2 separate regions of the Homo sapiens genome follow, and region 2 is linked to region 1. A link is a contact called in ENCODE Hi-C or POLR2A ChIA-PET data. All regions are on one chromosome and are shown on one strand. The core of a region is the stretch at or near the end of the contact, and the rest is flanking DNA. Distances in the headings are between cores, read along the strand shown.

Region 1 (3,707 bases), core at 580-3,079:
AAGAACTCAAACAAATTTACAAGAAAAAATCAAACAACCCATCAAAAAGTAGGCAAAGGATATGAACAGACACTTCTCAAAAGAAGACATTTATGCAGCCAACAGACACATGAAAAAATGCTCATCATCACTGGCCGTCAGAGAAATGCAAATCAAAACCACAATGAGATACCATCTCACACCAGTTAGAATGGCGATCATTAAAAAGTCAGGAAACAACAGGTGCTGGACAGGATGTGGAGAAATAGGAACACTTTTACACTGTTGGTGGGACTGTAAACTACTTCAACCATTGTGGAAGACAGTGTGGCGATTCCTCAATGATCTAGAACTAGAAATACCATTTGACCCAGCAATCCCATTACTGGGTATATACCCAAAGGATTATAAATCATGCTACTATAAAGACACATGCCCATGTATGTTTACTGTGGCACTACTCAAAATAGCAAAGACTTGGAACTAACCCAAATGTCCAACAATGATAGACTGGATTAAGAGAATGTGGCACATATTCACCATGGAATAACTGTGCAGCCATAAAAAAGGATGAGTTCATGTCCTTTGTAGGGACATGGATGAAGCTGGAGCCATCATTCTGAGCAAACTATTGCAAGGACAGAACACCAAACACCGCATGTTCTCACTCATAGGTGGGAATTGAACAATGAGAACACTTGGACGAAGGGTGGGGAACATCACACACTGGGGCCCATCTGGGGTGAGGGAATGGGGGAGGGATAGCATTAGGAGAAAAACCTAATGTAAATCATGAATTAATGGGTGCAGCAAACCAACATGGCACATGTATACATACGTAACAAACCTGCACGTTGTGCACATGTACCCTAGAACTTAAAGCATATTAAAAAAAAGAAAAGAAAAGAAAATATATTGTCTTTTTACAATGCAAACTTCACAAGAGAAGTGAACTTGTCTATCACTCTACCCCTAGTGTGTAAAACACTTCCTGGGCATGTATTGTGAAATGCACAATACATAGTCTTATTCAAAAATTGTTTCAAGTATGACTTCCTTGCCATCTCCCCAACTAGCCTGCTATTGTCTACTGCCCCATAAAGACAAAAAACTAAGTTTCTCCCATCGTTTCCATTGCAAGGATTGCCAGTTTCCAATCGCAGCTTATTTTGTGTTGTATAGCCCAAAGTAGTAATTCTTGTGATCTAATCATTTCTTATCAAGAAGCAGCCTAAAAATAGTACATGTCACACTAACTGTTAGGTTTAGACTTATAGGTTAAAGCTTGATTATTATCATAGAATTCACTGCAGTGGAGACTTTGTCATATACTTGGAGGAAACCATATACCAAGTTGACTTAGTACAACAAACAACTCCAAAACAATCTTACTCTTTGAGCAAATCTCTACACTACTCAGACAAGCCGGAGACAGTAGCACAGTAACCACCACTGTCAGGTTAAACTCTCTGGCTGTACTATTATTGTTCATTTAAAAAGAAAAAGAAAAAAACAACAACAGATGAAAGGCTCTGTTATAAAGCCTCAGGGAAACAAACACTAATTCAGCTTACTAATTTTATTTGCATTTAGTTTTAACCAGGGTAATGCTTATTTGCTGATGGAAATTTCGATATCATCCTTTGCTCTTCCTCCTGCCTGTGACTTCTCCTTCCTCATAAGCATGTTCAAGAATGCCAAGAAGTATCAAATACATATTAAACATAACCAGAGAAAAATGAGAGAGCTTGATCCTCACTAGGCAATAACAAAACAAGAATACTATTTAATATTTACTAATCCTTTGTCATGCATGAAATACTTTCGCATGTTTCCGGATCAAACAGGCTATTGAAAGACTCCATTTCATGACAGCTGTGATTTTTCTGAGCACTGTCCCGTGTCCTACTTCCTTTTATTGCTGCCAGTATAGTTCCCTATCCTGACTTAACTGCCAATTTTGAAAGGTTATAGACAATACATTAGATTCAGGGAGAGTTGAGCTGGCTTCAACTTGGGAGATTAATGTGAATAGGTCAGCACCATGAGACTCTCAGCACAGCCCAGAGGCAACTGATGGTGCCGGCATGGATTCTGCACCCATAAACAAATTCTTCACATTAAAAACTGGTCATGCAAGCATTTTAAGGAGGAAGAATGTGAGGTTTTTAGAGAAAATAATTTCTCAACAAAAAACAATCCAAAAGGGCTGACAAATATACAGACAGTTTATAGACATATTTTGGCCATTATGCCAGTAAGGCCTCCAGTTTCCAAACAGACACTGACGGGCTTTGGACACTAAGAAAATGCCAAAGCAGGTGACAAAATGTCATCCCCACATCCAGCTCATCCAGGAAGGCTCCCCCTCTGGCCAACTCTTGATACCACCACAGGCTTCCTCTACCCCTTCTGGTTTTCCTTAGTATGCCCTCCAGGGAGGAAATTTCAGAGTAAATAACAGGCACAAATGGTATTGCTGCTGGGAAGAAAATGCATCAAGAGCACAAAGAGCATCACTGATTAAACAATGCTTCTTGGCTGGGCATGGTGGCTCACGCCTGAAATCCCACCACTTTGGGAGGCCAAGATGTGCGGATCACCTGAGGTCAGAAGTTTGAGACCAGCCTGGCCAACATGGCAAAACCCTGTCTCTACTAAAAATACAAAAATTACCTGGGTGTGGTGTTGCGTGCCTATAATCACAGCTACTCAGGAGGCTGAGGCAGGAGAATCACTTGAACCCAGGAGGTGGAGGTTGCACTGAGCTGAGATCGCGCCACTGTACTCTAGGCTGGGCGACAGAGCAAGACTCCATCTCAAAAAAAAAAAAAAATGCTTCTTGTTGATATGGCTGACTACTGAATAGAGAAAAAGTTACTACATGGCTGCTACTGGCCTGGACTCCGTGGGACCTGTCCTTTTCAATAAACCATGTGATAAAACTTAATGAAACTAGAAATTGAATAGATACAGTCTGTTCTGTGAGCAGACATTTTTAATATTCAATTAGACAGTAAAATAATAATGACAAATATAGATAATTCATCCAGGTTTATAGTTTTTTTTGGTGGAGTTAAAAAACATTTTGGAGCTAAATCATCATGATAGCCTAAGCAGGAATCACTGATACTAAAAATAAAAGAAAAAAAAAATCACACTTCTACAAAAGGCCACAGCGTGGTTTCATTATAGCTGAGATCATTTTGTGGTAACATATATTAACTAATTCTCTAGGCCTAAGTCATCTTATTTGTGCTGTAGGACAGGGGTCACTAACTACAGCCCACGGGCCAAATACAACCACTAGTGTTTTACTGGAACATACCACACTCATTCATTTATGTGAATCTATGGCTGCATTCGTAGTTAACTATGACAGAATTGAGTAGCTCTGACAGATACCATATGGCCCACAAAGCCTAAACCATTTACTCTCTGGCCCCCTACAACAAAATGTTGCTGGCCCTTGTTCTAAGAGACGAAATTTGTTGTCTCAACAGAAACTTATTTAAACATTTGAGAAGATCCAAACAAACCTCCTGATGAAGAAAATGAAAAAGAGGAGAGAGGAGGGGACAGGAAGGGAAGAGAGGACTAGCAGTACTCATAGCGGTAGTAGTTGCTGTTTCTTAGGCCTGCTTTAGAACTCCGACAGCTTCATGCAGATACTGTAGGCATCTCCATCTGGGCAAAAATATTAACAAAGTGAATCTTTTAAATTTTCA
Region 2 (3,707 bases), core at 628-3,127, 200 kb before region 1:
TAAGAGCAGGAGTATCATTTCAGCCTGTGTCATCACTGAATCCCCAGTGCCTGGCACGGGGCTGGTTGCACAGTAGGTGCTCTTCAGCTTTTGTAGGAAATCTGGAGTTAGCCAACCCTGTTAGGTAAATGGCACCATTTGGGAACCATCCGATCTTTGGCCTCCTGCACTGACTCTGCTACTGCCTCACTTAAGCCTCCTGAGTTGACCAGGCCCTGTCAGCCACACCTTCTTTAGCAGCTTTATTCCTTCTGATGACCATGTGGCTGGAGGAGTCTGGTCTTACCTGCTGGACAAGCCCTGCCCAGCCTTCCACTTTCAATTATATGACCTCAATGCCTATTTCCTCCACCTCCCATGTCCTTGCCTGTGGGTAAACCATTGTCACTTCTGTGGGCTACCCAACAGAAGAAGATGAGTCACCTGACATCCAACATATGCCATGGCAGGAGAAGGGGACCCAGCAGGATGCTAAGTAAGAAAGAGCAGGCACCTTAGAAACCAGGCAGGGCAAGGGCAGTTGCGATTGGCCAGGTTGGGGTCAATTTCAGGTTCTACCATTTATTTGCCATGTGATGTATTATAAAGAAGAGTTAATGATAATTCCTGGTTTACAGCACGCTAACTGTGAGCACAACAAGCCACTCAATAAAATACAAAATTGGGGTGAATTATAAAGGAGTGGCTCGGCCAGGCCAGGCCAGTTAGGATGACAGTTGTGTCTAACAGGAACTGGAAAGCTGCCAATAGTCCACGTCTGTCTCTCTCCTTCTGTGCCGTTTCTGCTTCTGTCTTTCACATTCACTTTCTCCCCCTGCGCACTGGCTTTCTCTGCACTATTAATGGCAAGCACTTGTTAGTGTGGCCACCTAAAATGGCAAACCAGTCTTCTGAGACCACACAACCTTCTAACTTTTTTCCCTGAAATTAAGAGGCTCAGTCGCTGCTTCCCATTCCAAAGCTTCAGGAGAGTTTCTTATTGGTCCTATTTAAATAATAAGATTTACATGGAAAATAAAGCTGTCAAGTCCAGGCTTTGGATATGTGTATGCGGGGAAGAGAAAAGAGGGAAGTAAAATAGATTTCAGTAAGGAGTGGGGTGCTAGGGAATTAATAGGGACCACTACTCCCCTTCTTCACAGTTGTTGTTATGAAAATATAGACAGTGGCCAATGGAAAATGCCTGGTTCAGAGCAGATGCTCACTAGTTCCCTCTCTTCCTCTGCCACTACTTGGTCACACTTATCAGCTAGCTAAGGAGAACTCACAATTACAGTTTCTGCCCGAAGTCACCCCTTGGCCCCTAGGACTCCCTACCCTTCTCTCGCTTTTTGCAAAAACAAAAACAAAAACAAAACAAACAAAAAACAACAACATAAAAACATCTGGCTGGACACAGAAGTGCTCCCTACAGCTTTCCCCCTGACCTGGTGAAAGTGGGCCCCCTGATTTCCCCCACTATGCAGCACCCCACAGCAAGCCCACCTCCTGAGCAGAAGCCCAGAGGGTGCCTCTGAGTTCAGCACAGCTGCTGCAACCTGCCTTATCTGACATTTGCCTCCTGAATTTAGGGTGCCCAATTTAGCAAATAAAAATACAAAACACCCAGTTAAGTTTTATATAAACAACAAGTAATTGTTTAGTGTATGTTTCAAATATTCATTGCTTGCCTGAAATTTAAATTTAACCATGTTTTCTGTATTTTGTCTGGTACCTAGTCCTGACCAGGTCTTTGCTTGTTTGTTGTCAGATGTGACTATCTAACTACACTCCCACTTTGGACATACACTCATATTTGCACTCCAAACACAAGCAGGCCCATGGTGAATGCTCAATAAACTTAATGCTCTTCCCACCCTTACCTGTCTGCTTCACTTGAAAGTCTCTAACCACAGTCCTGTTCTTACTTGTCTGACCAACTTCTAGCCTCAGTTTTATATGCCTGATAATTTACACTGGGCACCAGCCCAGCCCAACCCCATAACAAACCACGCCATTGGCTCCATACCAGCTGTTTCTGTTGCCAGAATGGGTGCCGGTTTTGCTTATGCACTAAAACATAAAGATAATAACTTAGCCCTTTCCATTTCATGTCCTCGTTTTCATTTCCCTCTAAAAGAGTGATCATCCAGCAAGCAAAGAATCACTTAATGACTTGTACTATTTCATTTCTTCCTCTTTTGCACTATTTCATTTTTGGTGTTATATTCCAGAAAACCTCTTTGGCCCTCACTTCCTGTCTCTGTTGAACTCTTTGTATTGCTTTCTTAAGGTGTTTTTGTTGTGCTGTCTGGCTTGTTTCCCTGGAACTACATTTCAGAGTGCCTCACTGAGGCAAGAATGAGGGAGGCAGACTGCATTAGAAATTCTCAAGTTTGAGAATTGATGAAGGTCTTGGATCATATCCCTGAATAATGCCAAGGTCTTGGAGTATATTCCAAACTATTTCATTTCACCTTATGACTCAGATATCAGAAGTTATATATTTATATCTGAGACTAAAAAAGAGTGACAGTTTAAATTGTCAAAGACCCCTAAAACACAAAGCAGGCCCCAGACCCAAGAACATCATGATTCTGAAGAGAAAAGTGTGAGAAAAGATCAGAAAACTCTTAAGTCAGTGAGGCCTGGCAGATGTAGGAAAGAAAGAAACACCTGCTCAGGCTACCATGGAAGACAAAACAGAACATCTCTCAAATTAGAGAAATAATAAAAAGTATTTGTCATCACAAATAAAATGTTTAGCGATTGAATGAATTTTTGCATCAAGCTCATTTTGGTGGTGGTTACGAATACAAACATCAGAAGTCTTTTTCAGGGAGCCCAAGAGAGAGCAGATGTTAGTTAGAATAAAATTGGAGCAAGGCAGACTAAATTTTGTTTTGTCCTGGTGTTGCATGTATTAGTTCATCACATCCCCTTAGTCAGCACTGCAACCTGTGCAGAAATTAATCTATGCAAATAGCTTGGTCCATAGAAGTCATTCTCAAAGTGTAGTCCTGGGCCAAAAGCATCAGCATCATCCAGCAACTTATTGGAAATACAACTGCTTGGACCTCACCCCAGACCTACTGAATCAGAGAGGCTGGCGTTGGAGCTCAGCAAGCTACACGTTAAGCCCCCAGGTGATTCTGATGTGTTTCAGCCCACAACTGGGATGTCACTCACATGCTTCTTGTGGATCACCCTAAAACACATCCAAAACCCAAGATAAATGGCCGTTCTTGTCAAAGCATTGTTTAAAAATATATCAGGACTCTAGTTTGGCCCTTTCCCTTGCTTGACATCCAAGCCCTGGTGTTAATTCCAGACCCAGAGAGTCACATGATTATTCCCCGCCACAAACCTCTTCAATAACACAAGCATTGTTTTGTTGCTCTTTACCCTCATCTAGTATCCTGAAAGAGGGGGAGCCAGGCAGACAGAGAAAGATGGAGAGACTGTCACAACCTGGCTCTGCTGCTTCTCCTGGGGCTGAAGGGGAAATAAGTCCTAACTGTCACTGGCTAGATGCTCTCCTCCCAGGTGAGGGCTTCTAAAATGAGAAAGGAAACATTCAAAAAAATTTCTCAGAGAAAAGCAAACACTTTTTTTTTTGAGACGGAGTTTCACTTTTGTCGTCCAGGATGGAGTGCAATGGCGTGATCTCGGCCCATCACAACACCTGCCACAATGCCCAGCTAATTTTTGTATTTTTAGTAGAGATG

What was found. Hi-C counts contacts between places; a loop is a spot of excess contacts on that map. ChIA-PET counts read pairs that join two places held with the same protein, here RNA polymerase II (POLR2A). Pooled maps may share reads with other maps.
Region 2: a loop to region 1 is called in a map of motor neuron, with 4 times the contacts of the local background. The contact joins two enhancer-like sites. A Hi-C loop is called at or near these places in 22 of 168 maps with a recorded cell type or tissue (A673, Caco-2, Calu3 and 18 more), 17 of 37 single-sample maps with no recorded cell type and 19 of 50 pooled maps. POLR2A ChIA-PET finds 5 or more read pairs at or near these places in 4 of 52 experiments (HEK293, MCF 10A, activated CD4-positive, alpha-beta T cell and 1 more).

What each region holds. Positions count from the first base shown.
Region 1 is chr1:107,737,487-107,741,193 of GRCh38, forward strand. All of the region lies in intron 15 of VAV3 (vav guanine nucleotide exchange factor 3), which reads right to left. Among named protein-coding and RNA genes, the nearest start is that of MIR7852, 160 kb to the right of the region's middle. Within about 2 kb of position 1,830, at least 3 of the 41 ENCODE cell types and tissues checked have a DNase peak (open chromatin) inside an H3K27ac peak, as active enhancers do.
Region 2 is chr1:107,534,519-107,538,225 of GRCh38, forward strand. No RefSeq gene overlaps it. Among named protein-coding and RNA genes, the nearest start is that of MIR7852, 360 kb to the right of the region's middle. RefSeq lists a silencer at 709-758. Within about 2 kb of position 1,878, at least 4 of the 41 ENCODE cell types and tissues checked have a DNase peak (open chromatin) inside an H3K27ac peak, as active enhancers do.